Linked DNA regions of Homo sapiens: region 1 is linked to region 2. Evidence: read pairs that join two places in POLR2A ChIA-PET (ENCODE). Cell type or tissue: B cell. All regions are shown on one strand. Links, peaks and the distances in the headings refer to the core of each region. The heading gives the core; the rest is flanking DNA.

Evidence for each region. ChIA-PET counts read pairs that join two places held together with the same protein. Peaks named below come from ENCODE experiments on the same cell type or tissue, not always from the same donor. Only the 100,000 strongest peaks of a DNase experiment are listed, where the experiment ranks them.
Region 1: POLR2A ChIA-PET joins it to region 2 with 5 read pairs; 2 of 35 experiments call an interaction of 5 or more read pairs at or near these places.

The regions. Positions count from the first base shown.
Region 1 is chr16:81,913,011-81,926,189 of GRCh38, reverse strand. It overlaps PLCG2 (phospholipase C gamma 2), which reads right to left. Exons shown (of 33, transcript NM_002661.5): 20 at 6,526-6,706; 21 at 4,921-4,992; 22 at 2,596-2,705. Among named protein-coding and RNA genes, the nearest start is that of SDR42E1, 92 kb to the left of the region's middle. RefSeq lists an enhancer at 12,879-13,179. In B cell, for the core only: no CTCF peak of the experiment used is centred there; a DNase peak (open chromatin) is centred at 8,629; H3K27ac peaks cover 2,277 bases.
Region 2 is chr16:81,859,726-81,876,185 of GRCh38, reverse strand. PLCG2 (phospholipase C gamma 2) reads right to left here. Exons shown (of 33, transcript NM_002661.5): 6 at 6,888-6,972; 7 at 5,251-5,334. Among named protein-coding and RNA genes, the nearest start is that of PLCG2, 89 kb to the right of the region's middle. In B cell, for the core only: no CTCF peak of the experiment used is centred there; DNase peaks (open chromatin) are centred at 7,660, 8,715 and 9,045; H3K27ac peaks cover 3,000 bases.

The DNA.
Region 1 (13,179 bases), core at 6,834-10,833, 50 kb before region 2:
ATGATGTTGACTCCAGCTGGCCCGTCGTCCCTATCATGCCCCTGCCATGCTGCCTAGCTTCCATGCCTTGGCCCATGCCCTTGGTACCCAACTTCCCCCCACTAATTTAAGACTCAGCTTGGGCATTTCCTCTCCCACGGAGTCTTCCCTGACTGCCCCCTAGGCTGAGCACTCTTCCTCTGTGGTCCCCTGGCATCCTGTCCCCACAGTCATCCAAGCAGCCACATCTTATACTTAACGTATAATTATACATCTGTCTTCCCCTCTATATGATATCCTTCTGGATTTTTTTTTTTTTTTTTTTGAGACAGAGTCTCACTCTGTCCCCCAGGCTGGAGTGCATGGCACGATCTCAGCTCACTGCAACCTTCGCCTCCCAGGTTCAAGCAATTCTCCTGCCTCAGCCCCGCCAGTAGCTGGGATTATGGCATGGGCCACCATGCCTGGCTAATTTTTGTATTTTTAGTAGAGACAGGGTTTTACCAGGTTGGCCAGGCTGGTCTCAAACTCCTGACCTCAAGTGAGCCACCCGCCTCGGCCTCCCAAAGTGCTGGGATTACAGGCGCAAGTCACTGCACCCGGCTGACCTTTCTGGATCTTAATCAAGTCTGTGCTCCGTGGTGGTGGGAAGAACTTAACAATTTTTTGGTCTGAATAAGCAGAGTGAGGACTGATGCTACCAATTCACCTAGCAGAGACACAGGACTGCGGGTTGTAAGCCCTTTTCACGCCCCCCCGCACCATTTCTCCAGACCCACTTCTGGCAAGGGCTGGCTGTATTTACGGCGATCATATATACCATCTGTCCAGGACTGAGCACTTTACATTCTCTTCACTCTCAGGAGCATCTTGGTTCAGACAATAATTGTTTGGTCCCCTAGCTACAGGGAACCAGTTTGGAAGTATGCAAAAAAGCCGGTTTCACCCAGGCGGCCCCCTAGGTAGCACTACTGCCATCAGAGAGAGGAATTGACCACAGCCGCTGGGCGGTTTGCCCACAGTCCCTTGCCAAAGGGACTTCTGACAGTCTCTTAAGACAAGAGCCTTCGAAATTCAGAGAACTGCCTGTCAGAGGCATAGAAAGGCATGAGGCCATCTCACACAGAATGGAAAACCGTGATTTGGAGTAGTCACCTGGGCTCCAGCCACAACTCCAAAAATGTTGTTAGTCACCCACCCAGTGCGCACCAGGATGTTGACCAAGGCAGGGACAGGAGCCCAGTGAGGGAACGCCAGTGTGCCTGGAAGAGACCTCAACTCTGTGCCACTTCGAGTGGAGGGACTTCGGCAAAGCCGAGCCTCTGAACTGGGAGAAGCAGACGGACAACACTGTGGTTGCCCAACTGGGTCTGGGAGCCTCCAAGGGGAAGCATCAGAGGCTGCAGTAGGAACAGCAATGTCAGCAAGGAGGCCAAACAGGGCAATTCTACGCCCCCACTCCAGCTCAATGGGTAACTCGGCTGCATCTTTGATTCTGTGGAATCTAGGTATGAATTGGTTTGCAATGAGGTTCTCCTGATTTTAAGAAAAAGTTTGATAATCCCTGGATTAAGGCATCTTGCAAGAGGACAGGGAAGGACTTAGCAGATGAATGGAGTTAAGAGTGTAAGCTCTGGAGTCAAAAGGCCTGGCGGTTCAAATCTCAGCCTGCTATGTGGCCCTGGACAAGTGACTGCACTTCTGAAGGCTTCAGTTTCCTCATCGGTAAAATGCAGGTAACAACAGAACCAACCTTTTACAGTCATCATGTAGACTCAGTTATTTCAAATGAAGTGAGTTATTTCAAACGTGCTTAAAACAGTGCTTGACACATAGAAGCACTCCATGCATGCTGCTATTCAGATTCCTAAGCCAGGTCCAGTTATCTTGTGGGAGGCAGAAATGCCAGTCTATGAGGTGCTTAAACCAGTGCTCACTATTATGAGCAAGTTCTTATTGCTCTCAGACAGAAGTCACCCCACAAAACCACTTCCCCAGAAACCTATCAGTGGGCAGTGAATTTTTCTTCTAAGGTTAAAAAGCGAAGTGGTAACTAAACCCTAGCATACCCAGGTACCTTTGCACGAAAAACGTATTGTCTTCAATTCAGGATGTGGCCATTGCACACAGCACGGGACTATGGAACAGCATACGAATTTGAATTGGAAATAACACACAGTCTTGTGTATTGGAAAGCGCCTGCACTATTTAGTATTTAGTATTTATTTGTGTGACTTGGAAAGTCTCATTTGCCGCATCTTTTGTCACAGGGAGTAATGAAGATTTGGTTGAAGATTTGGTTAGACAATGCATGGAAAGCAATTAGCAGACTGCTTGCCACTTAGAAAGACTTCAATAAATGGTAGCTGCTGTTGTAATTATAATAATATACAATATATGATATGATATGTCGATACCTGTTAATATTGTTGTTTATCCATTTTCTCAAATAGAGCATGCACCAAGCCACCTTCCTAAGAAGGGACTTAACACAAGAGGTCAAAGCCAGCCCAGGATGACAAAGGGGGTCAGACTTGGCCAGCACCTGAGTCTTATCACCAAGAAGGGACAAGTCAAGCCCACCTGCCGAGCAGCCCAGCCTCCACTCAGCCTTACCAGCCCCCGGGCTCCTTGGAGACATTGTGGATGAGGGCACCACGGCAGAAGCTCAGCTCATCGCTTCGCTTGGCTTTGTAGTCATACAGAGCTTTCACGGTTCTCTGAGGCTTTCAGGGAAAACAAGAAGGAAAAGGTCAGGCCAGGGACAGGAGGGGAGGGAGGCGGCTGCGTTCCCAGGTACCATTTGGTTCTTCTCATTGGGGAGCAGGAGGCTTCAGGCCAAGGTTACAAAGTCATCTGCTGGAGAGGGACTGGCATTGCAAAGGATCGAAGGCCCCAAAAAGCCACCAGGGAGTGAAGGAGAACTGGCCTAGTCAGAGCCAAGGGTACCTGGGTTGGGGTTAAGGGTTAGGGGTTAGGAGTTAGGGTTTGGGGCTAGGGTTTAGCGCTGGGGTTAGGGTTAGGCTTAGGGTTAGGGTGGGAGTGACCCTATATTGTAGTGACACAATATTGCTCAATTTCCTCAACAAAGAAAGGACATGCCTTTTAGATTAAGCCAAGACTGTCATCACAGTGCCGGTGCTCAGCAAGCCTCCCAGAAGCTCAAGGGCAACCCCATTCTTCCTGCCTGTCCTGAGGGCCTCATTGCTCTGTTTTTGTAGGTCAGCAGTCCCCTATCTACACTCCTGCAGGACCCTGACATTTTGCAAGAGTAACTGAGCTTCTCCTCCATGAAATTCATCAAAAGGTGGTCTCTGTTCACAGAACTAAATAAGATAGAACTTCCTTGGTTAGAAATTTTCTTCAATGAATTTGCTTTCATGCTTTCTGCCTGGCGGGCATAAATGAACACCCACACGGCAAGCAAATGTTAGTGGGAAAAGCTCTGACGTTGTCAAACCTGTTTAAATGAGCAGCTTCCTTCTCCTCCCACCCAAAGGAAATGGGAACAGGAATTTCACAGGGAACCTAGTAAAATTTTTCCTCAGAACACAGGCTACAGAGTCAGATATGTAGGTTCAAATCATTGCTCTGCCCTTGAATAATGATATAAGTTTGAGTCTCTCTGATCCTCAGTTCCCCCGTCTGTGAAATGGGAATTAAATTTTTATATATTTCACAGGGTTGTTAAGACTACTAAATGAGATCATGTGTATAATGATAAAACTGACAACAGCTTGCACTTCTTAAGTGCTAACTATAGTATCGCTAAAGCATTATTCCAAGCCTTAAGGTATCTCCTTTAATCCTTAAGCAACCATAACAGGTAAGTAGTTATATGAGTATGCCCATTTTGCAGATGAGAAAACTGAGATGCAGAGAGAGAAAGTAATTTGCCCCACATCGACCAGCTGTTTTAAGTGGCTCAGCCCAGAACTGGATCCATCAATGTGAGTTAGTGCCATAGTGCATGATGTTTCATAAGAAGCAATGTGGGTTCTAGGAGCTCTGCCACAGGGATCTGCAGCTGGAGGCCAGAGGCTAAGCAGTACCCTTGCCTTTCTCTCCCCCACCTGCAAACAGAGCAGCCTCTACTTGCGTATCCTGCTTCAAGGGTGGATATAAGGACCAGCCAGTCTCCAAGGCCACAGGAAGGAAAAGTCATCAGTTAGAGAGGTGACTGTTCTCATCGCCAAAACATCCTTCACTACTAACAAAAGTTTTTGCTACTAAGGTCTCTTAATGCATTTCACACACAGCTCAATTTGCCCACAACTTTTCAAGATTTCATTTCTTTCTGAAACAGATCTGCATTGGCCATGGATTATAAATTTTTGAAAAAGAAAGTCATCTCTGGATTTCAACAGAGCCCACAAGCAGGGCCCCTTCCTAAGTGAGCGTTGTACACTAATTGTGTGCCACATGGCCCCCAAACAGAAAATTCGCTGTGGTTCTTCCTCTGCCGGCTCAAACTAAATTTGAGATGAAAGCATGGCAAGGAGGAGCCGAGGGCTGAAAGTAAAATCCATCCCTACCTGCATGAAATTACACAACAGAGTCAGGGTGGGAATATGAGATAGCATTTGCACTGCAAGGAGGTCAGTGAACCAAATGGAATTTATAAACACCACAGGCTCTGTCAGCGAGCCAAAAACATTTGAAAGACTTTTCATTAGAAGCCATTTGGCCCAAAGGTGGTTCGTCAAACCTCAGAATTTTAGCAAAACACTGTTGCATTTGGATGGAATTCTATTAACATTTTCCCTGAAACTAGGCTTGATATTATCAATCATCCTTTCTTCTCAAAAAAAAAAAAAAATTATTTTGGCCAGGTTTTCCAAAGTCTTCCCTTGCCCTGTTATAACTGCCATGGGAACAAGATGGAATCCACATCAGCCTCGTGACTCCAAAATCATGTGAATTGGAGGTTCGGCACCGTACCATGGACGGATTGATTTCACTGGGATCCACATACATTCTGCTGACGTCGTAGAGGGAGTTTATATCTCTTTCCTGGAAAAAAAAAGAAAGAAAGAAATGGAATAATCCATGCTCCTGGAATAGCCCTTACATATAACAAGGGTTCTAGGCTTCCTTATGGTTACCTATCCTTTGATAGAGGAGTTGAAACCTCATAGAATTTTCTTTTGGCCCATGAGTAGACACAGGAAGAAGCTATAAAGAAGGTCCCCAGACTTGGAAACTAACCCAAAATCAGAGAGGCCCTGTCCTGGCCTGCTGCGTGCCAGGCACTGCGTTCCTTTGTAAAAGCACAAATCCTAAGATGCGATGGTGTGCTGGAGTGACCTCCCGGCTCACAAAAGCCCACTGTGTACATCACTTCCTGACTCCACGTTCCAGGTTCAACGACAGCACATCAACAACTTGAAACTGACCTCCATGGAAGTATTTACACCATGGAAACTGGCAAATGCTACAAACCAGTGCCTTCCCCCTACCCCGCTGAGAGCTGTTTGAACATTTACTAGCACACCACTGACAAGATCCACCCCCACCACCTCTCTGTTCCTCTCTAACTCTTCTTTCTGTTCCTCATGTCACCTTAGGGCTTGTGATGTGGCCACTCCTGTACCTAGAGTCACCCCTTCATTCACTTCTCCCCAGATCCCATTCACTGCTATCTTCCATGTTTCGGCTCACATTTCTCCCCTTTTAAGGTGGCCTTCTCTGATCTCCACTCCCACAGCCTAAGGTAGTGTCCACCCCTTTTCACACTATCCTGTTTTCTTTGCTTTATTATATTTCATGCTACCTGAAAACATCTTAATTGTGTATATTATCTGTCTCTCCTCTCCAGAACCTAAATTTCCCAAAGCAGATTTTGTTCCACAGTACTCCTAGTATCTAGAACAGTCCTTGGCACATGATCGGGATGCCATAAATCTCTCTTCAATAAATTAATGATCTATGTGGTAGGAATGGAGACAAAGTAACCACATCAGGTCTCTCCTGCACCCAGAACTCTCCAATGACTCAGAGAAAAAGCCAGGGCCTTACAATGGCCTATGAGCCCCTGCATGATAAGTCACCTGTGAACCCTCATCCTTATTTAGCTCTACCCCCACCTGGGCTGGCTTGATTCCGGCCATGCTGACTTCCTCTTGGTGCCTCCAGGCAGGCTTCTACCTCAGGACCTTTGCGCATGCTATCCTCTCTTCCTCCAGAACATACCCACATGGCTCATTCCTTTTCAGTGAGATCTTCCTAGACCACCCTCTGAAAACTTCAACCCCTTCCCCATCACTCTGTATCCTCTTATCCACCTGCCCAGTGTTTTTCTCCATAGCACTCATCACCATCTGGCACATGCTATGGATATTTTAAATGTCATTTGTTGCATCTCCCCAACACTACACTATAAGCAGCACAACGGCAGGGTCTTTGTTGTGCTCAATTTGTATCCCCAGGACCTACAGCAGTATCAGATACATGGTGAATACTCAGAGGTTTGCTGAATTCATGAACAGATGAGTTACAACCTCAGACAAGAAATCCCACCAAATCACAAGGGAGTCCACCACCTACCATATTGTAGCGCTCCAGGAGCTCGGGGGTCACGGGGTAGCGCAGTCTCATCTTTCGGTAGAGTGAATGCTTCTCGTAGTAACTGACGAGCTCCACCAGACTCTCAAAATAGGCGGAGGTCCCCAGCACAAAGTGCCGGCCGTCCCGGTTGATGCGACAATGCTTTACCTTGCCCCTAGCCCTGGAGCAGGAAGAACACAGGGTTGACATGCCAAGATCCTGGTGGCCAAACAATTTTTACACAAACCCTACTGATTAGATACAACCTAGTTATCCAGCCTTAGAGAAGTGGGTAAATAAACAGGGTATAGTCCTCCTATGGAATACAAGACAATAAGAAAACAATGATGTGGGTATTTTCAAAACAGATCTAGAAGAATCTGTGTCTCAGAAGAAATATGGCCGAGTGACTCAACAGCTCCTCTTACCCTTCCTCTCCTCCCCAACTACAGGACTTGACTTTAGGAGCTTCCTAGGGAACTAGGTCAAGAGTAGGCCAAATGTGTCCCACCACCTGCTTTTATAAATAAAGCTTTATTGAAACACAGCTACAGTTCATTTGTTTATACATTGTCTGGGACTGTTTTCACACTGTAACAGCAGAGTTGTGTAGCTGCAACAGAGACCATATGGCCTGCAAAACCTAAAATATTCACTCTGTGGTCCTTCACAGAAAATGTTTGCCAATCCCCCCCACCTCAAAATTATTAAATCTTGTCTTCGGTGACTCAACTAGCAAAACAGTGACTTTTTTTAAAAAAAAAAAGAAACAAGTCTTTCATTCCTTCATCTGTTTGAAACATGAAGCAGAAAAAATCCAAAACAGAAGAGCCTCCTTGGTTTTATTAGCTTTTATCAGCAAGACAGAAACATCTGGAAAAATATTTTTGACCCTAAGTTTACAGCCAAGAGGGTCTTTTTAAAAATGTCTACCCCAAATAGCCAAAGCAATTTTGAGCAAAAATAACAAAGCTGCAGATAGCACACTATCTTACTTCAAAATATACTACAAAGCTATAGTAATAAAAATAGCACAACAGTGGCATAAAAACAGACACACAGACCAGTGGAACAGAATAGATAGCCAAGAAATAAATCCATGCATTTACAGTCAACTGATCTTCAATAAAGATGTCTAGAACACACCAGGGGGAAAGGACAGTCTGTTAAATAAGTAGGGTTGGGAAACCTAGATTTAAAAAAATTAAAAGAATTTTGAAATAAATTCCTATATAGAAATAATAGCAATTTCGAAAGAAGAAAACTAGACCATTATCTCACACCATAAACAAAAAAAGCAGCTCAAAATGGATTAAAGACTTAAACATAAGACCTGAAACTGTAAAACTACTAGAAGAAAACAGAGAGGAAAACCTCCGTAGCATTGGTCTGGGCAATTATTTTTCAGATATGACCCCAAAAGCACAGGCAACAAAAGTGAAAGTGGATAAATGGGATTTTATCAAACTAAGAGGCTTCTACATAGCCAAGGAAAGAATCAACAGAGTAAATAAACAACCTACAGAATGGGAAAAACATCTGCAAACTGAACATCTGGTAAGGGGTCAATATCCAAAATATATAAGGAAGTCAAACAGCTCAATAGTAAGAAAATAAATGACCCAATTTAAAAATGGACAAAGGCCGGGCGTGGTGGCTCACACCTGTAATTCCAGCACTTTGGGAGGCCAAGGCAGGCAGATCACTTGAGGTCAGGAGTTCGATACCAGCCTGGCCAACATGGTGAAACCCCGTCTCTACTAAAAATACAAAAAATTAGCTGGGCGCAGTGGCGGGCACCTGTAGTCCCAGCTACTCGGGAGGCTGAGGCAAGAGAATGGCGTGAACCCAGGAGGCGGAGCTTGCAGTGAGCTGAGATCACACCACTGCACTCCAGCCTGGGCAACAGAGCAAGACTCCATCTCAAAAAATAAAAAATTTTAAAAAATGGACAAAGGATCTGAATAGACATTTCTCAAAGGAAGATACATAAATGGCCAACAGTTACGTAAAAAATGTTCAGCATCACTAATCATCAGATAAATGCAAATTAAAACCACTATGAGATGTCACCTCACACCTGTTAGAATGGCTATTAGCTAAAGGAGAAGTGCTGGTGGGGATGTGGAGAAAAGGGGACCCCTGCACCTGGTGGGTGGGACTGTAAATTAGCATAGCCACTATGGAAAACAGTACAGAGGTTCCTCAAAAAATTAAAAATAGAACACCATGGGATCTAGCAATCCCACTTCTCGGTATATATCTGAAGGAAAGGAAATCAATATGTCAAAGAGAAAGCTGCACTCCCATGTTCATAGCACCATTCACCATAGCCAAGGTGTAGAATCAGCCTGCCCATCAACAGATAAATGGATAAAGAAAATGTGGTACATTTACATAATGGAATACCATTTGCTTTAAAAAAAAAAAAAAAAAAGGAAAGCCTGTCATTTGCAACAGCATGGATGAACCTGGAGGACATTGTGCTGTGTGAAATAAACCAGGCACAGAAAAACAAATACCACAGGATCTCATACGTGAAACCTAAAAAGGTTTAAACTCACGGAAGTGGAGAGTAGAATGGTGGTTACCAGGGTCCGGGGCAGGGGGAGGTAGGGAGTGTTGGGGATATGTTGGTCAAAGGATACAAAATTTCAGTTAGACAAGAGGAGTAAGTGCAAGAGATCTATGGTACAGCATAGGGACTATAGTCAATAACAAAGTCCTGGCCGGGCGTGGTGGCTCACACCTGTAATCCCAGCACTTTGGGAGGCCAAGGAGGGTGGATCACCAGAGGTCAGCAGTTCGATACCAGCCTGGCCAACATGGTGAAACCCCACCTTTACCAAAAATACAAAACTTAGCCAGGCATGGTGGTGCATGCCTGTAATCCCAGCTACTCAGGAGCCTGAGGCAGGAGACTCCCTTGAACCCAGGAGGTGCAGGTTGCAGTGAGCCAAGATCACGCCCCTGCACTCCAGACTGGGCAACAGAGCAAGACTCCATTTCAAAAAAAAAATATGTCCTGTATTCTTGAAAATTGCTGAGGGTAGACTTTAAGTCTCACCACACACAAAAAAAAAATGGTTAAGTGTGTGTATATGTTATTATCTCAATTTAGCCATTTCACCATGTATACATATTTCAAAACACCATGTTGTACATGATACATATAAACAACTTTTATTTGTCAATTAAATAAATTAGGAAAAGCATCTAGAGGCATCGTTTCTATGGGCATACTGCTCATTTAACAATTTTGCATGGCAGGGAAAAAAATCAAGAAAAGGCATTTTTTGCACTATAGAGAGACTTTTTGTTTTAAAATATTTATTTTTTTCTTTTTTTAAAAAACGTTGTTTTTTTTCTTTTTTTAAAAAAGGATTTCCAGTCTTTTGAAAAAAAAAATATATTGCTTTAAGCGATTTCGTCAAAAAGTCCTGTAAAAACAAAATGCTAGAAGACTTCTGCTTCAGTGGTTTATTTCCAGTGATATTTTATTAAATATTTATTCCTTCTAAAAAAACAGAGGAAAGAAAAGAAACACTGCTGAGTAGAAAAGCTGCAGAATGTTCCCATTTGTATTTTCTAAAAATAGAATGAAAATACCCAGACACAAAATGGCACCATATATTTTCCATAGATACAGACATGTATAAATATGTACATATTTTTTAAATGTCTGGATGGACACACCAGCTAGAAAACTGTGCTTTCTACCAGGACCTCTCTACTGAGATTAGAAGGACCACAGGGGGCTTTAGCCTTCACTGTAATGTCTTAATTTTTTATAGAGAGAATATCCTCCTGCAATATTCATGTAATTAAAAATTAATTTTAAAACTTTTTATAAGAGCTCCTCAGGGCAGGCAGGGGGGCTCTGGGGTGCCGAGGTACAGAGCCAAGGTCAGGTTCCGGCTCCTTCCACAGGGGACCCCTAAGCCTCAGCTTCCCGATCCACAGCATCGGGGATCCACAACCCGTCGCATGGGGAGCATTAGGATCATCGTCTATTAGCTTATTCAGGGTAAGCTGTCGGCACAGTGTCTGGCACTCAGGCAGGACTCAGTAAGTGAATGGTTTGGAAAACATAAATGAAATCAACCCACAACTAACTTCCCTGGGAGAAAAGAGAATCAGAAGGGGAGATGGGAACAGGTCTGGAATACGAGTTGCATCTTCCATCCTCCTGGAGCGTGGATGCCACGGCCACAGCCTGAGGTCTCAGCTTCACTGCCCAAGAGATGCCTTCCACCAATCACAGCCGGGCAACAACTCAACACTTCCTTTGTGGATTTGAAAGCAGGTGTTTCTCCTCTACTGGGGAAATCTATCCAGAAGTTCATTACACATCCCCAGAGCCCAGAACAGTGCCTGGCACAGGAGAGGCACTTTACAAATATGTAGAGGGCAAGGAGAAGTTGCTGCAGACCTGTGTTCCCCTACTGCCTGGTCCAAATTCCCCATCCGTTTCCCTGGAGAGCTACTCACCCTCCACCACCCTGCCTGACCAATCCCTTTGTAGCACTCATCACAAAATACTACACTGATTTCCTTATGTGCTCAAACCTCCTCAGTGCTTCTCAGTGAAGGACAGTGACGCTTCACCCCATACCCTGACCAGAGAGGGTTTGAAAAAGTGTGTGTCCTGGGGCAGGGATGTTATTTTTGATTGTTACAATGACTTAGGGTCCCAGACAGACATGCAGTGGGTAGAGACCAGGGAAGTTCAACATCCAAATACAACAGGATCAGTCCTCACACCCCAACTCTTTGAGAAACACTGTGTGGACTGAGCTTCCCTGACAGTGGGCCATGGGGTGAGGTGGGGAGCGGCCATCCTTGCTGATTGATTCACTGAGCCAGCATTCACCAACCACCAACTACATCCCAGCCAATGTTACATAAGCAGGAACAGGTCAAAAGCAAGAAACACTTGGAGTAAGGCGATGTCTCTCATCCCTGCCAGACCATTAGCCTGAGAGAGCAAGGACTGGGCTGTTTTTATCACTCCTGCATCTCTGGAGCCCAGCACAGGGCCCGGCACACAGTAGGTGCTCACCAAACATCTATTAACTTCTAAAAAATAAAAACTTCCATTCTCAAGACACCTCCAATCTCATGGGGAAGACAAGCTCACAAACTGAATGGGGCGTGTATGTAAGTCAGGCAATCAACCTGAGGACCCACCCAACCTCTTCATTCACGCGGTCCCATTGAAGTGACCCCAACCCCATCCCCAGATGGCCTGTCAGAATCATGCCACCTGGCTCAGGGAGGGGGCCATCCTTTCTGCCGGACACTGTCCTGGCAGCCCAAGGTACAGCCACCTGAGACAGAAGCTGATGGAGAGTAACGCCAGCATGCACATACAGGTGGCATCCTGACCATCATCAGGTGAGGCCCCGATCCGGTTGTGTCAGAGCTGTCTCACCGCTTGGGCACCTCAGTTTCAGCCAGTTGGGTTTAGTTGCCATCATTTGCACAGGATGACAGCACAGTGGGAGTGCCAACACCCCACCTGGGGCCTGGCACACAGCAGGTTTTCAATCCGTGTGCAGCGGACTGAACACACCTCCTCCCCATCCAGGCTGAGGAGGTACCACTAAGAGGCTTAGGGGAAAGAGCAAAGGGCAGAGGCACCAATGCTGAGAAGCCCAGGTCACCCTCTTGGGAACAGAGAGTACAGAAAAGCCATGCTGGTGGGAGGCTGCTCTCTGGCTGGAGCCAGTACACAGTAGGTCCTCAGTAAACTATAGTGATAATGACCGTCACCACGGTCCCCAGGGAGGTGGCTCAGGCATAGTGGTGCAGGCAAGGAGGAAGGGAAATCCAAACGCCCAGGGGGCAGCCTGGCAGGGTCACCAGGGGATGGGATCAGGGCAGAGGGAATGGGGAGAGGAGTGGACAGGGGCAAACCACACACCCCACAGTAGCTGCCATGCAGCCAGCACCACCGCGCCCATGTGGAAACACAGGCCCAGAGCATCCACTGCCTCCCATTTTTCACAAGAAGCAATCTGAGTTTTTCAGTGAAATTTCTCAGTTTTTCACATCAGTGTACAAAAGACGCCCACAGGCCTCTGGCTGGAGATTTGGCCCCCAGGCCTCTGGCTAGAGACTCTGGAGTGAAGAGCTTAGGCTTTGGAGACGGACAGGCCTGCATCTGAACCTCAAACTCAGTTGACTATGAGGCTGTGTGACTCCAGGCAGGTCACTTAACCTCTCTGGTCCTGTTTCCTCCCTTGCAATAACTAGACCTACCTCTCACAGGCTGTAGCAAAGGATTCAATCAGATGAGGCCTTGAAGGCAGTCCAGTGTCTAGAACACGGTTAGGAACTCAACATATAGCAGACTGTTACCACCGTAAGAACATGCAGGGAAACCCTGGGGCTGGGGAGATGGAGGGACAGTAGGCTACACGGAGTCTGAGTCACTCCTCGGCTCCTTGTCATTAGTGGAAGTGGGAGAATCTGGCGTTTTGGGGTAACATTAGAGAACCACAGGCCTAGAGGTGGTTGGGCAGCAGCTGCAGTTGGGAGGAAACCAGATCTATATCATCACAGGCCTGGGCTGCCTGGGCTGTCTGGGCTCGAATCCCAGCCCCACCACTTAGTGGCTGCATGCTTCAGCAAGTTACTTAATCTTGCTGT
Region 2 (16,460 bases), core at 7,043-11,042:
TGCATGGTGGCACACGCCTGTGGTCCCAGGTACTCCGGAGGCTGAGGTGGGAGAATCATCTGAGCCAGGGAGTTCGAGGCTGCAGTGAGCCATGATTGTACCACTGCACCCCAGCCTCGGTGACAAAGTGAGACCCTGTCTCAAAAACAAAAAAAAAAAAAAAAAAAAAGAAAGAAAAAGAAAAGCTAACCAGAGATTCTATCTAACTTCTCCACTGTGGACTCTCCTCTTGCCAGCCACTGACAATAAGAATAAACTGCAAGATCTCTGAGCTCCTCCACAAACATCGTCACAGAACGCTCATCACTCACTTCCCCCATGCTCACACCCATGTAAAATCCGGCAGAATAATCCTTCAATGCCTTACTGGATCATAGGAACAACCAGAGATACGTTAGCAGCCTTCTCAATTTTCTTTTTGATTTTTTGCAAGTGCTTTCTATTTTTATGTAAGAATGCTGTAACCACAGGGGACTTCACAGGTTTGATCAGGAGGTAGCAGGGTAGCAGTCACGTAGCCAGGTATTAAATTACAGTATTGGCAGATGACCTGATACGCTGCTTGATGTCTGCTGCAAAGTGTGAGAAAAGGGACTTGGGTGAGGGCAGTGACAAGGTGATAATGGCTGAAGTCAGCTGATGATACATGGGGGTCTGTTACGCTATTCTCTCTACTTCTATATGCTTTACATTTTCTTTAATACAAAGGATTCAAAAATTAAGAAGTATTCCATGGCTATGCGTCAAAGTTGGGCAGAAAATCAAATCCTAGCTCTGCAGCTTACTACCCTGCAGTAAACAGGCCTTCAGCAAAGTAACCTCTCTGGACCTCAGTTTCTTAATCCCTAAAATGGCAATAACAACAGTAGCTCTTGCACAGGCCTCTAGGGGGGAATTAAATGTATACAAAACACATAGAGCAGGTTGGGCATGATGGCTCACACCTGTAATCCCAGCACCTTGGGAGGCCAAGGCGGGAGGATCACCTGAGGTCAGGAGTTCGAGACTAGCCTGGCCAACACGGTGAAACCCCGTTTCAATTAAAAATACAAAAATTAGCCAGGCGTGATGGTGCATGCCTGTAATCCCAGCTACTCAGAAGGCTGAGGCAGGAGAATCGCTTGAACCCGGAAGGAAGAGGTTGCAGTGAATCAAGATCGTGCCATTGCACTCCAGCCTGGGCAACAGAGAAAGACTCTGTCTCAAATAAAAAAAAAAAAAAAAAAAAAAAAAAAAACACATAGGATAGTGCCTAGCAAATAGTCCACCTGAGAAAATGTTGGCTATCATCTTTGTTAATGATACTGTTATTACAGCCTAGTTAGAGGTATATCCCCTCACCAGGGAGACACAAACGTGAGATTACATTTCTTATCCTCCTGCTGCTGCCAAACTTTTGGAAACTCTGAAGCTCGAGAGGTGGAACGTAGGCAGGTGGTTAGACACAAAGAGGAACTAGCAAGCTCACGATGGAAACCATTTGGCTGCTGATAAGCATGAACCCACTCCCTGGATTTAGTTCTGGGGATTATAAGTCACCATAAATAGCTCTGTCTCCTGCAGGAGCCTGAGAAATCCAGCTAGGCCCTCATTCCCCCCAAATCACAAAACAGGTACTTTTCTCTGCCCTGTGCTTCCAGCCAGGAACAGGAAGTAAACAATTTGCTAACAGGTTAGGGGATGGGCATTTACCTACACAACAGCAGTGAGGTTCTTAGAGCTGGCCAGAAGCCATCTACATAGCTTGGGACTTTGTTATTCAAATCTGTCACTAAATTAAATTTTTAAAATGCAGTGACCAAACTGGAGAGTTATACCCTCAAACAGTGGAGATGAGGGTTGCCAAAGCAAAACTTCTTTGGGGTCAGGTAAGCAACATAAATGAGCAGACAGAGCTGTATGGGGCTGGGTCAATACAGAGAAAGTGGACCGTTCCATGGCGAGATGTGACCCTATTTATAGCCAGATCTCGATTTTTTTCCTAAGGGAAGCCAAATATCTAGATTTTAATATATAATATAATCTCTCAAGTTTTAAATGTAGGCAATTAATTTTTAACATATTTAAACCATTAGATCAAGTACAACCAGGGGCAGGCTCAATGTGGCATTCTGGCCACCAGGGGTCAACCTTTGGTATCGGCAGAATCTTTGCCATACAAAGTTCCACACGGGGCAATCTAGGGCACCCCAGAGGGTTCTGACATTTTGTAAAACTCTGATTCCAATTTATGTTTCTCCCTCATAGACACAAACACACAGACTAGCCTTAATAAGAGCCATAATTAAAGTACAGGTTGAAATACCTCTCATGTGGAATGTTACCACAGTGGAAACCATCAATGAATGGGTTAATCTGGTAGCAGGTGAAACAGCTTTTGTGCAAATCTTCTTTTTTTAATTTTTAATATTATTTAATAATACAGACTAGGTCTCACTATGTTGCCCAGGCTAGTCTCAAACTCCTGAGCTCAAAGGATCCTCCTGCCTTGGCCTCCCAAAGTGGTGGGATTACAGGCGTGAGCTACTGCTCCCAGCCATGTGCAAATCTTATTTTCAAACTTTGCCTGACATCTGTCTGACAACACAGCATCTTGAAATTTCAAGGTAAACTATTATTAAAAAAAAAAAAACTGTTATTTGCAACTACTTATCTTGAGTAAATCGAGCTTTTCTCAATCCTGGTCAATTGCATAAGATGACAATCGTCACCATTCCAAATTTCATACGCACACTGTCATCATTATTCTATGACATGTTCTATGTTCAATGACACACGTCATTGTTCTCAAGGACTATTTTTAAAGTTACAGGTTTTAACCTTAAAAAGTATTCTGATAAGCTTTTATGAATCATGGTTTTTGTTGTGGTTGTTACAGTTTCCTGTCTAAAGGAGAGGGGATTAAAGAGTATTAAAAGTTTTATAACCATTGATCTCATTTAATACCTTCATTTTATAGAAAAGGCTAAGTGAGAGGACAGAGATGGCTTCCCCCAACATTACTTGGTCAGTTAGAGGTCAAGTGGGTCTAGAATCCAGTTCTCCCAACTCCCAAGCCTGCAATCTTTCTATTTCATTTGGCAAACAAATAACTAATTATTATATATGAGAAAAAATGAACACATTGCAATTCAATGATCCACTCTAAGAAATATGTTTTCCCCAAATCTGGGCAGATAGGAAATGGCCCTCCCATTTCTCTAACTCAGATACATCCAAAGTCCCACGGCCAGTGGTCACCCATCAGGTGGCCTCACTGTGTGGCCAGCCCACAGCTCTGCATGCAGAAAGCAATTAATGACTGTCTTCTAGGAACATTCATGCTCATCACTTAAAAATGCCTGTCTTCACAACTCCCAACCTCCCATTGCACAGAGGAGAAGACTGAGGCTAGGAGCAGTCAGTGGTTCATCCAAGATCATGCAGCTAACTGCAGAAACCACAGCCACCTGACTCCAAGTTCCAGGTACTCCCCAAGCCCTCACACCTTTCTCTGGGAACTCTTTTGCAGTCTGCAAAGCCCTTTCCTGACAGCAACAACAGCAGCCCCTACTTATTGAATGTGTGCCACCTACCAGGTACTGTGCTAGGTGCATCGCACAGAATAGTCTCAATTTTAAAACTTTATGCTCTATGGAACTTTTTATTGCAAAGGTAACATGTTACTTGGAACATATCACAGAAAATGAGCTGTGCAAAGAAAAGGTAACTATCCTTCCTGCCTATCTTCCCAACCCCTTCCAGCACACACACACAAAATCAACATTAAATGTGAGGTGCTTTCTTCCATACTCTCCCCTTGCTCATAAAAAGGAGCAAAAGGAGGATTATTGCATTCTCTGTTTTTGTGTTTGTTTTGAGATGGAGTCTCACTCTGTTGCCCAGGCTGGAGTGCAGTAGTGCAATCTCGGCTCACTGCAACCTCCGCCTCCCAGGTTCAAGTGATTCTCCTGCCTTACCCTCCCAAGTAGCTGGGATTACGGGTGCACACCACCATGCCTGGCTAATTTTTGTATTTTTAGTAGAGATGGGGTTTTGCCATGTTGACCAGGCTCATCTCAAACTCCTGACCTCAAATGATCCACCCGCCTGGGCTCCCAAAGTGCTGGGGTTACAGGCGTCAACCACTGCACCTGGCCTGTATTCTATGATTTTTAACAAAATAGCAGACCTGACTCCTGATGTAAATCTGCTGCTGGCTTTCATCACAAAATGTCACAAATATCATCTCAGATTAATGGAAAGAGAACTGACACATGCTTCTTAATCAGCTGCATAATGTCACATAATATGGATAGACCATAATTTACCCAGCAATTCCTCCATTGAGACATTCAGATGGTGCCCAGGTACTTTGCCAGCATAAGTAATGCTGCAATAAACAATCCGATAATATATTCTCAGGCCCCGATGTTTTCCCTTTCATAAAACAGAGTCCCCAGGATGCCACTGTCAGATCAAAACATACACCCTCTTAATTTTTAAATAGTCTATTATTTTAATCAAAAAATATGCCCTCATAAAAAATATGAATAAAAGTATATAAAGGGCTGGGCACAGTGGCTCACACCTGTAATCCCAGCACTTTAGGAAGTGGAGGCGGGCCGATCAGTTGAGGTTAGAAGTTCGAGACCTGCCCACCCAATGCGGCAAAACCCCATCTCTACTAAAAATACAAAATTAGCTGGGCGTGGTGGCGCACGTCTGCAATCCCAGCTACTGGGGAGGCTAAGGCACAAGAATCGCTTGAACCCGGGAGGCAAAGGTTGCAGTGAACCAAGATCACACCACTGCACTCCAGCCTGGGCAACAGAGTGAGACTCTATCTCAAAACAAACAAACAAACGTGTAAAAAGAAGAAACATATATATAATTCCTCAATCTGGAGATGGCTATTAATAATAACAGCCATTTGCTAAATTTCCTTTCAGAATGAAATAATGCAGTAGAGTGAGTTGCACTTTTTTAACAGACTCAGATCAAATTCCAATCAAACTTATGGCCATTCGCATTTCCACCAGGAAGGCATATGAACACCATTTCTCTACATTTTGCCCACAGCTCTGTCATGGTTAAAGAATTTTGCCAATCTAATGGATGAAAATGGTATGCTTTCATCATTCTCATTTATGTTTCCTTGACTAAAATGGAGATTCAACACTTCTTGTGGGTTTCTTAGGAACATGCCAGACTTGGAAATACATGGAAAACAGAAACATCACTTGATCACTTGCTCAAGAATCATCTTACCGATTTTTGCTGTTCAAACATAAGTTTTTTATAGAAGAGATGGAACTGTTCAAAGCTGAGCTCATCTTTGTGTGCTCCTATTTCCTGTAAATATGAAAAAAGTGACCACATGATTTTTGATGTCCACCGTAAGAATGGCTCCATGCTATTTATAGAATAATTTTTGTTTCAGAAATGGCATGCTATTTTATTGGCATGCTGAAGAGACAGCTATGACCACATTGTTTCAGTGTCATGGCTTTTGAAAGGAAAAAGTCATGCTATTTAACATGGCTTTTCTACAACATTGGCTAAAATCAAATTCATATTCCTCTGAATCAAAACCCTCCACACGTTCCCTAATCCCCCTGTCTGGGAAAACATACTCACAGAGACACCTACCAAGTAAGACCCTCCTTTGAGCCCCAAAAGGGAAGAGTCTCAGCCAGGTTTCCAAGAGACATGATGCGTAACTCCTCCTTTTTTGGGCAGAAAACACTCTCTTTGGACTTCCAACTTCAGACATATTTGTAGAGTACGTACATATAGGTCATTTTGTAAAGCATTGGGAGTCAGACAGAACTCAGCTCCAATTAATTGCTTTATGGCTTTGGGCAATTTCCTTGACCCTTTCAAACCCTCAGTTTTCTTTACCTGTAAAATGGGAGAACCACTACTATGCTCCTAGGGCTTCCCTGAAAGTGAACAACATACCTGCAAAACACCTGGTTCAGTAAATACTTGATAAAGAATTAAATGGCAACTGTGTAGCAATCAATGGTAAATGCTTCTCCCATCTCTCTCCTCTTCTGACCTACCCTTTTCTCTTTTTCTATTATTGGATTAATGTGGAATATTGGGGGCAGGTCAAAGGATGCTTGATAAGCAATAAAATGGGATAATTTTTCCAGGAGCTCATTAATACAAAAATGAAATGAGCTTTTTGCACTGAGGAACCTTGTAATGGAGCTGATATTGAAAATGGGCATTGGAGTCCTCCAACTGGGGCTGTTTGGATGCAGGGTTGCTCATTTCCTAAGAAGAATGAGTATTTCCCTGTAAGCAAAAATCGGTGCCCATTGTCTCCATCCTTGCCTCACCTGCTCTACTATATCCCATCACTCATGGAGTGGCTTTACTGCCCAGACCCACCAATAACTTGATTACACAACAAAATAAATTTAATGATGTATGGAAGGATGGATGGTTGGAGAAACAGAAGAAAAAAGAGCCAACTCTGACAGCTACACTACCAGGACTTGCATACAAAATGCCACGGTCCTGGTACCCTACACAAGGAATCTTTCATAATATTTTCCAAAAGACATACATGCATTCATTTCACTAGGGAAAAAATGGGCTGCAGTATGGTCAGGGAAATAGGGAAAGCTGGACTAATGGAAAACAGGTCTGAGGGTAGATGTTCCAAGTCCAAGAGCTCAGTAAACATGGTCTTTATTGATTACATTCTCTGCTAGGATTGAGACGATGGTCCTCAGATATGTCCATGATCCCTCTGTCTGAACTAAGATGTACTCTGGAGGCAAAGGATTTTCTTGTGCACTATTCCACGGAACTCAAAGGCAAGCCACGGCTTCATGAGAGAGGCTAAGTCACTCCGCATTCATAAAATTCCCAGGCTGAGCCATGAAACTTACCACAAACTTATCTTTAAGGAACTTGGCACTGCTCACTTTAAAGTTGATCAGGGGCAAGATGGTCTTCAACTCTCGGAGACTGATGCTGCAAAAGAGGGAGACCCAGTTCTGTCACCTTGAGGGTTTTCAACAGCACAGGATTTAGCTGCTCCCATCAGTTCCCACCTCAGGCAGCCCTCTATGAGAGAGCCTGGTCAACAGTTATTTATGGACCACTAACTGGGAACAAGACATTGAGTCAAGGTAAGGGTGACACTTCAATGAGCAAGGCTCAAGCAATGTCCATGGACATGGGTCACATAGCAGACTCACAGGGTAGGGTGATGCCCCAATAAGGAGGGCTGGTCTCCACCCTTCAGGTATGTCCAGGGACATAGGTCACATAAGAGATTTATAGCGTACAGTGATGCCCCAATGAGGAGGCACCTACACTGGAGATCCCCAGTATAGGGTGATGTCCCAGTGAGAAGGGCTGGTCTCCACCCTTCAGGAATGGTCATGGAGGAAGGTCTTGCAGGAGATTCAGTGTGGGCAGAAAATGATGTCAAATGACCAGATAATCTCAATACAAAATGCCACAGAAATGCCAAAGGCCCAATATAGGTGTTGACATGATGTGATTTCTGCCCAGGACTCTGAATGTCAAAGTGAAGAAATTCAATGAAGCCTGGGTAAACATCAGGAGTAACTATGACACTCTTCATGTAGCCAAATGCTTTGTCACCTAATTAGCGACACACATGAATGGATGAACAAGACTCCTACTGACTCTACCTGCCACCCAGAGGAACCAAAACCACAGGACGGGCTTGGCAGAATCAGCCAGGAAAGACCCAGCTGAATTTGACTCTAGTCTGACACTGTGAAGAGACAAGAGGGATGCAGAGTAAGTGGGGACCCCCTGCACCCCCAAAAATAAGTAAAAAAATAAAGGTTTCTTTTAATGCCACTGGGGTTCAGAGCAAGGCAAGGTCACTAAGGGCCAGGGAGGGGAAGTGGGAAGGAACAAGGCCTACATGAGCACCTACTGTGTGCCAGGCTGCCCTGGGGTCATCCAGGCATTAAAGTTGCCTAATTGTTCACCAGATTCTACCTTCTGCAAAGTACACATGGTTGACCCCCAGGGCTCAGAACAGCCAAGGGTGGGGTGTCACATGGGTACACAACTCAGGGCTTAGAGCTGGATGGCAGGCAGCAGAGCCTGGATTTGAATCAAATTCCAGTGCTCGGTCACAGGAATCTGCATGAGTGTTTCTTCGAAGCCACATAGTGAGGTTCAGCTGAAGCGGGAAGCGAGGGCCAGGCACGGTGGTGGCTCACGCCTGTAATCCCAGCACTTTGGGAGGCTGAGGCGGGCGGATCACGAGGTCAGAGGATCGAGACCATCCTGGCTAACACGGTGAAACCCCGTCTCTACTAAAAATACAAAAAAAATTAGCCAGGCATGGTAGCAGGCGCCTGTAGTCCCAGCTACTCAGGAGGCTGAGGCAGAAGAATGGCGTGAATTCGGGAGGCGGAGCTTGCAGTGAGCCGAGATCACGCCACTGCACTCCAGCCTGGGTGACAGAGCAAGACTCCATCTCCAAAAATAAAAAAGAAAAGGGAGGGAAGCAAGGGAGAACACGTCCCAGGCAAAAGGAGCAGCAGCAGCAGTAACAATAGTAACAAAAGCTGAAACTTCAATAGTGCTTATCAGGTGACAGGTGTTGTTCTAGGTGGTGCCTTATATGCACATTCACCTGTTTGATGTTTGAACAATTTTACAAGGCAGGTACCATGATCATCTCCATCTTCCAGGTGAGGAAACTGAGGCACCGATCAGTTTGGTACCTTATCTGTGCTAGCCTCAAACTCCAACCCAGTGTGCCCATAATGACCACACCTGACTGCCTCCAAGCGAGTAGCTCACACAAGAAGGAGAAGTGAAATTAGTGGGGTGGGTGGGTCAAGAATATGAGATCCAGACCCTTCTGGCTGGAGCCAAGTGTCCAGCAGAGCTGAGACAGAGTGGTCAAGAGAGGAAGCTCGCCCCACCTTGCAGGAGAAAACCACCTAGTTTCCCTGTACCATCCTCCCAGCTTCTGCTGTGGCATGCGGAAGGAAGTAGCGCGTCACTGCCCAGCCGCTGCCCTGGAGACGGTCCAGTGTGACTCTGGCCATCCTGTGTCCCCACCTCCAGCCTTTCCTCTGGTTCTAAGGGCCTCTGTAACAGCACAGACTTCAAATGACAAGATGCTCCCCACCCACTTACTGGTACCACAGGGACAGCACCCACGGCTTTCACAGACAGACCTTGAGGGCAGAAAAAGTCCCTGTTGGGCCAGCTGGGGCTGGCTGGGCACAGCGGCCAGCAGGCTAGGGAAGTTGCCCCAGGGGCTTGCAAGAACCTTTCTGCCTCAGCCCTGGGAGTGGTCCAAGGAACAGCTGGGCCAGGGCAGGATGAAGGTGGAGGAGCAGTGGGAACAGGCGCTACCAGAGCGGCAGCGAGAGGGGTCGTGGGGAGAGGAGCCAGATCATGCTGGTGCCCCAGTGGAGCCCATCCTGGGAGCAAGGGAGAGGCCAGTGTCCTCTCATGCTGGTGCCCAGTGGAGCCCATCCTGGGAGCAAGGGAGAGGCCAGCGTCCTCTCACGCTGGTGCCCCAGTGGAGCTCATCCTGGGAGCAAGGGAGAGGCCAGCATCCTCTCATGCTAGTGCCCCAGTGGAGCTCATCTTGGGAGCAAGGGAGAGGCCACGTCCTCTCATGCTGGTGCCCCAGTGGAGCTCATCCTGGGAGCAAGGGAGAGGCCAGCGTCCTCTCATGCTGGTGCCCCAGTGGAGACCATCCTGGGAGAAAGGGAGAGGCTAGCGTCCTCTCATGCTGGTGCCCCAGTGGAGCTCATCCTGGGAGCAAGGGAGAGGCCAGCGTCCTCTCATGCTGGTGCCCCAGTGGAGCTCAACCTGGGAGCAAGGGAGAGGCCAGCGTCCTCTCATGCTGGTGCCCCAGTGGAGCCCATCCTGGGAGAAAGGGAGAGGCTAGCATCCTCTCATGCTGGTGCCCCAGTGGAGCTCATCCTGGGAGCAAGGGAGAGGCCAGCGTCCTCTCATGCTGGTGCCCCAGTGGAGCTCATCCTGGGAGCAAGGGAGAGGCCAGCGTCCTCTCATGCTGGTGCCCCAGTTGGAGCTCACCCTGGGAGCAAGGGAGAGACCAGCATCCTCTCATGCTGGTGCCCAGTGGAGCCCATCCTGGGAGCAAGGGAGAGGCCAGCGTCCTCTCATGCTGGTGCCCCAGTGGAGCCCATCCTGGGAGAAAGGGAGAGGCCAGCGTCCTCTCACGCTGGTGCCCCAGTGGAGCCCATCCTGGGAGAAAGGGAGAGGCCAGCGTCCTCTCATGCTGGTGCCCCAGTGGAGCTCATCCTGGGAGCAAGGGAGAGGCCAGCGTCCTCTCATGCTGGTGCCCCAGTTGGAGCTCACCCTGGGAGCAAGGGAGAGGCCAGCGTCCTCTCATGCTGGTGCCCAGTGGAGCCCATCCTGGGAGCAAGGGAGAGGCCAGCGTCCTCTCACGCTGCTGCCCCAGTGGAGCTCATCCTGGGAGCAAGGGAGAGGCCAGCGTCCTCTCATGCTGGTGCCCCAGTGGAGCCCATCCTGGGAGCAAGGAAGAGGCCAGGGCCCCCCAGGAGCCCAGACAGCAGCAGGGCAAAGGAACCATCCCATGTCCAGGAACAGAGAGACTGAGGGGCCTGGGGTGCCAGAGCAGCTGCTCAAGAACAAGTGGAGAAAACCCAGGAACCAGGGGCTTGAGCATCCAAGCACCTGGGACATGGGAGCCCACCTGGTCCAAAGGCCTCCCCTTACAATGTAAACACTGGAGGCTGAGAGCTTCTTTGGGCTCCTAGCTCTGGGACAGCCTCACCCGCTTTCTCCCTAGGCGAGCCCCTCCCTCACTCCCACCTCTGGATGTGTGTGTGTCGTGCTGCACAGCCCGACCAAAACCAGCACAGGCAGGCTGAGCCCCCATCGCTGCAGGGGAGGAAGCCAACGGCTCAGCTTCACCCCTCTCTGCAACCTGCCATCCCCTACAGAGAGTGCCTCGCCCAGGTCAAAGCCCCTTCCAAGGCAGCCAGCTCTGACCCAGTCCACGCAAGGGAACAAAGGCCTGGCCCTCTAGTCTCAATTCAGGACAGCTCCACAGGCCATGCTCAGAGCTCCCCATCAGGTGTGCCCAGGCCATGGTTGTGACTCCCCAGCTGCCTGTTCCAGCTGCCTTCCTTCCCCCAGGGTGATGACCCTGCACTCCCTAGTAAGCCTCCTGCACACAAACCTGCGTCTCAGATCATGTTTCCTGGGAGCTCAACCTAGGGCTGTGGGTTAGGAAACAAGGGAATCCCTTTGGAGAAGGACGGCAACTATTCCCTGAATGAGTTACCAACAGCCCCTCCCTCTCCCATGGCAGACAGCACTGAACAATCACAGTGTCCTCCCTGCTCAGCCCGGGAGGCCCCCAGGGTTCTTCAACTCCCGCACCCAGGCAGCCATCACCAAACCATTAAGGATGGCAGCCCCGTGACACTTACCAGCCATGCTGAGGCTGGGCCGGCACCTCCACTGCCCCCGGCTCTTTTGTAGCAACAATGGCAATAAGAAACATTCGTCAAGTGTTTACCATGAGCCAGGCAGGTCCACGCACCCTTCACATATTAACTCCTGAAGCCTCACATCTGCCCTGGGAGGCGGGAACTATTATTTTATCTTTTACACATGAGGAAACTGAGGCCCACAGAAATTAAATCATTTACCCCAATTCACACAATGAGTTAGTGTGAGATCTGAGATTTAAACCTCAGCACCATCTGACAGAACTTTCAACAATGATGGAGACATCTGTGCTGTCTGAGGTAGTAGCTGCTAGCCACACGGGGCTGCTGAGCCCCTGAAATGCAGCTAGTTCCACTGAGGAGCTAAGTATTTTATTTCATTTTGTTTTGTTTTGTTGAAATGGCCACCTGTGGTGAGGGGTGCCCTGCTGGACAGCGCAGCCCCAGAGTTCTGCTTCTCTAAGTAGCTCCCAGACCAGCAGCATCTACATCACCTGGGGATTGGTTGAAATGCAAATTCTTGAGCCCTGCCCACCACCTACTCAATCAGCCACTGTGAGATGGAGCCCAGCAGCCTCCACTTTCACAAATCCTCCAGGGGATTCCGGTGCATGCTCAGATTTGAAAATTGCCCTCTAGACAGCCCTAATTTTCAACCCCAGCTTCACAGAAGAATCTTATTTAAAAAATTTGCAACGCCAGAGGCCATGCCCAGAACAGTAAAACCCGAATCACTACTGCCGTGGCTCTGCCAAAGCTTCCCCAGGTGACTCTAACATTCTGGAGTCTCAAATAGGAAGCCTATTTGCATTCACGCTGAATGAGATAAATGGACTCACCCACCTGCCTTCCACCTGCAACCCCCTCACCCTTTGCCACCTCCTGGTAGAGTAGTTCCTCTGTCCCTGCCAGGGCTAAAGGACAAAGGGAAGTGCACATTCTACTTATGCAAATCCAATGTTATACGCCAAGGGGGCAAGGGCAGAGGAGGGAAAGGAAGTAAGTGTTGGTGAGGATATGAAGAAAACAGAAACCTGTGCACTGCCTTGGGAAGGTGTAGCTGCTACAGAAAACAGTATAGCAATCCGGCAAAATAAATCCAGCAATTCAGCTTCTGGATATATACACAGCAATCCAGCAACTGATCCAGCAATTCAGCTTCTGGATATATACACAGAGGAATTTAAAGCAGAGACTCAAACAGATTTGTACACCCATGTTCGCAGCAGCACTATTCACAATTGCCAAAACGTGGAAGCAACTCAAGTGTCCATCGATGGAGAAGTAGATAAGCAAAATGTGGTCTATCTGTACAATGGAATATTATTCAGCCTTAAAAAGGAAGAAGATTCTAACACATGCTACAACACAGATGAAACTTGGAGACATTACACTAAGTGAAATAAGCCAGATACAAAAGGACAAATATTCTGCTAGTCCACTTATATGAGGTACCTGGAGCAATCCAATCCAGAGAGACAGACAGTAGAGTGGTGATTTCCAGGGGCTAAAGAGAGAATCAATGGGGAGTTACTGCTTAATGGCTGCAGAGCCTCAGTTTGAGATGATAAAAAGTTCTGGAGATGGATGGTGGTGACGGGAGCATGACAACATGATATACTTCATCCCACAGAAGTACATATCTAAGAACGGTTAAAATGATCAATGTTGTTCTATGTTTCATTGTTGTTACCACAATAAAACAAATTTTAACATTTGTTTTTAATTTTTTTTAATCATAAGGTGATTGGTCAGGGTGGGGAAGGGAAGATTTCTGCATTTCCCCCAGCTCTCAACAGCACAATTGTTTTTATTTTCGTTGTTTTTGGTTTTGTTTTGTTTTGTTTTTGTTTTTGAGATGGGATCTCACTCTGTTGCCCAGGCTGGAGCTCAGTGGCACAATCATGGTTCACTGCAGCCTTGACCTCCCTGGGCTCAGATGATCCTCCCACCTCAGCCTCTCAAGTAGCAGGACTACAAATGTGCACCACTACACCCAGCTAACTTTTTTGTACTTTCTGTATAGACAGGGTTTCCCCATGTTGCCCAAGCTGGTCTCCAACTCCTGAGCTCAAGCGATCCACCCGCCTTGGCCTCCCAAACTGTTAGGATTACAGGTGTCAGCCACCATGCTCGGCCAGTAGCACATTTAAAAAAAGAAAAAAGAAAAAAGGAAAAGCAACACCAGTGGGGAAAGTAAGTCTGCAAACCCTGGTGCCACCCCTGACAACCTGGGCTGCTTTAGTCAAGTCACTTAACCTCTCTGGGCCTCAGTGTCCTCACATAGAAAACGTGTCTGAGAGCACCTAGCTCAACCGTCAGCCAAGAGCATATCCTAAGGATGTAAAGTGCTTATTACAGCCACGGCTGCAAAGAAGGCTGTAAACAAATGCCCGCTGCTACCATTTGCCTCTAGAAAAGTCAAAAAATGAAACAGCGTGCTTGGGCCAAGCAAAACACCTAAGACTTGTCCATTGCCCGGGCTGGGCCAGCCCTGAGCCTGCCCCCTCTCGCCTTCAGTCTTTCCTCTGCCTCTGTGGCTCCTTTGTTTTCCTTCAGGAAACACGATTCGTCTCGTGGGTGACAGGAAAGGGAGGGAAATTGGCAGGACAGAAGTCAGTTGCTCTTTCATTGGCATCTTGGTCAAAGTTTCTTTTGCAAAGCTCCCTCCAGGCTTCCCAGAACCACAGGAAAGGTGGGATTTTCCACATGTTGACAGAGAGCAGGGCTCTGCCCACTGGGAGGGAGGTAGAGGAGAGGAAGCCGGTGAGCACACAGGGATGAACTCAGTCCAGAAACAGAAAAGTTTCTCTCTGCAGAGGGTCCTGGACCAGCCGATGGGAAGATGGATCTCTATGCAGGACTTGCCAGAATGCCTCCTGAGCAAGAGGGTGGTATCCATTTCTTGACCTCACAAACGAAGAGCCGACTTCAGAGCCAGATTGGCCATACCATACCAGCACCGCGTGGAGAGAGGCACTGAGGGTGGCTCCCTCTCTCAGCCCTGTGCCAATCTCAGCTATGAATCATCATAAGCCACAGAGAAAGAAAAGTCAGAAGAGGCATCACCTCCGAGGCTGAAAGAGACCAGTGTGTACCAAATCTTCCAACACAAGCACCTCATTTGATCCACCTCAGTAACACGAGAGGGTGGCCCAGCGTGGCGGAGCAGGCAGGGCATTTTGGATGAGAAGAAGAGGACGGAGAGAAAGGCAGGTGGACAGAAAAACATGGAGTGAGCTAATGGCTGACCTAACATTACTAGACTTTTAACCACTTCCTAGTTAATAGTTCCAAATCCTCCCATCGGGCATGTGAAGAAACCAGGGAAGCTCACCCAAACCCTGAAGCTAACAAGTAACAGAGGACACTGACCAGACACGAAGTCACCTTCAAGATGGAAAGATTTTCAGGAACAAAATAAGAGAGCTGACAGAGTTTAGTTATTGGATATTAACTAGGATAATGACACATCTAGATGGGATAATGACATATCCACATAGGATAATGACATAAATAAATCAAGAATGAATGAAAGGAATATTTTACCAAAAAAATAAGGTGCCTCACGTGAGGCTAACATGAGACAAGGACTGAAGAGCTCAATGCAATCCCTGGCATGCCAAATACACGGTTGTTCAATAAATGGTAGGGTTTGGTTTTGGTTTTGGTTTTGGTTTTTTTGGTTTTTTCTTGTCGTGGTGGGTTTTTTTGTTGTTTTTTGTTTGGTTGGTTTTGTTTTGCTTTTTTGAGACGGAGTCTTGCTCTGTCACCCAGGCCACAGTAGAGTGGCGCGATCTCGGCTCACTGCAACCTCCACCTCCCGGGTTCAAGCAATTCTCCTGCCTCAGCCTCCTGAGGCTGAGTAGCTGGGACTACAGGAGCGTGCTACCATGCCTGGCTAATTTTTTGTATTTTAGTAGAGACAGGGTTTTACCGTGTTGCCCAGGCTGGTCTCGAACTCCTGAGCTCAGGCAATCTGCCTGCCTCTGCCTCCCAAAGTGCTGGGAATATAGGTGTACACCACTGCGCCTGGCCAAATGGTAGTTTTTATCATTACATTATCAAGAGCTGAATCATACCTCAAAAACATAATGAATTAAAAATGCTCAACCTCACCCATAAAGAAAGCAAGTTTAAGCAAAAACACTTGGTTGCCTCGGTTGCAGATGAACAAAGATCAAAGTCTAATGGCACAATAAATCATCAGGAAAGGGTGCCCTCTTGCCCCACTGGTAGAAATATTATACAAATTGCTACCTCTCGCTATCAAACTATTAGACCAGCAAACGCTGTGCTGCTGGTATTCGTTTCTGAGAATTTACCCCACTCACAGCTCCCTCAAATGAGTTTACAGAAAGATAGACCCAAAGGTTTCCACAGCAGCATTAATCACAGTAATGATAAAGGATTGGGAGCAGCGCTCTGTGCATCAACACGGAAATGATTTCCGAAATGACAATGCATTAATCTAAAGAAAAACCAAAACTGCGTTTGCTTTTTTTAAAAAAAAATGTCTGGGTAAGACTTCACCTTTACAAAAAAAAAAAAAAATAATAATAATAATAATAATAATAATAATAGTAAATAAGCCAGGCATGGTGAAACACACCTGTAGTTCCCAGCTACTCAGGAGGCTGAGGCGGGAGGATCGTTTGAGCCCAGGACTTTACGGCTGCAGCGAGCTATGACTGTGCCACTGCCCTCCAGTCTGGGCAACAGACAGAGACCCTGCCTCTAAAAAATAATAATAATAGTCCGTCATAGAGCTTTGTGCAGGACTGATAGGGAGCTTCTCCAAGAGGTACTTTTAAGTGAAAAAGTCAAGTAAACTGAATATACGTTATCACATCACCCAACACATCTCTACCAGCCCTTAGAACCACCTGGTGGCCGGGCGCGGTGGCTCATGCCTGTAATCCCAGGACTTTGGGAGGCCAAGGTGGGCGGATCACAAGGTCAGGAGTTCAAGACCATCCTGCCGAACATGGTGAAACCCTG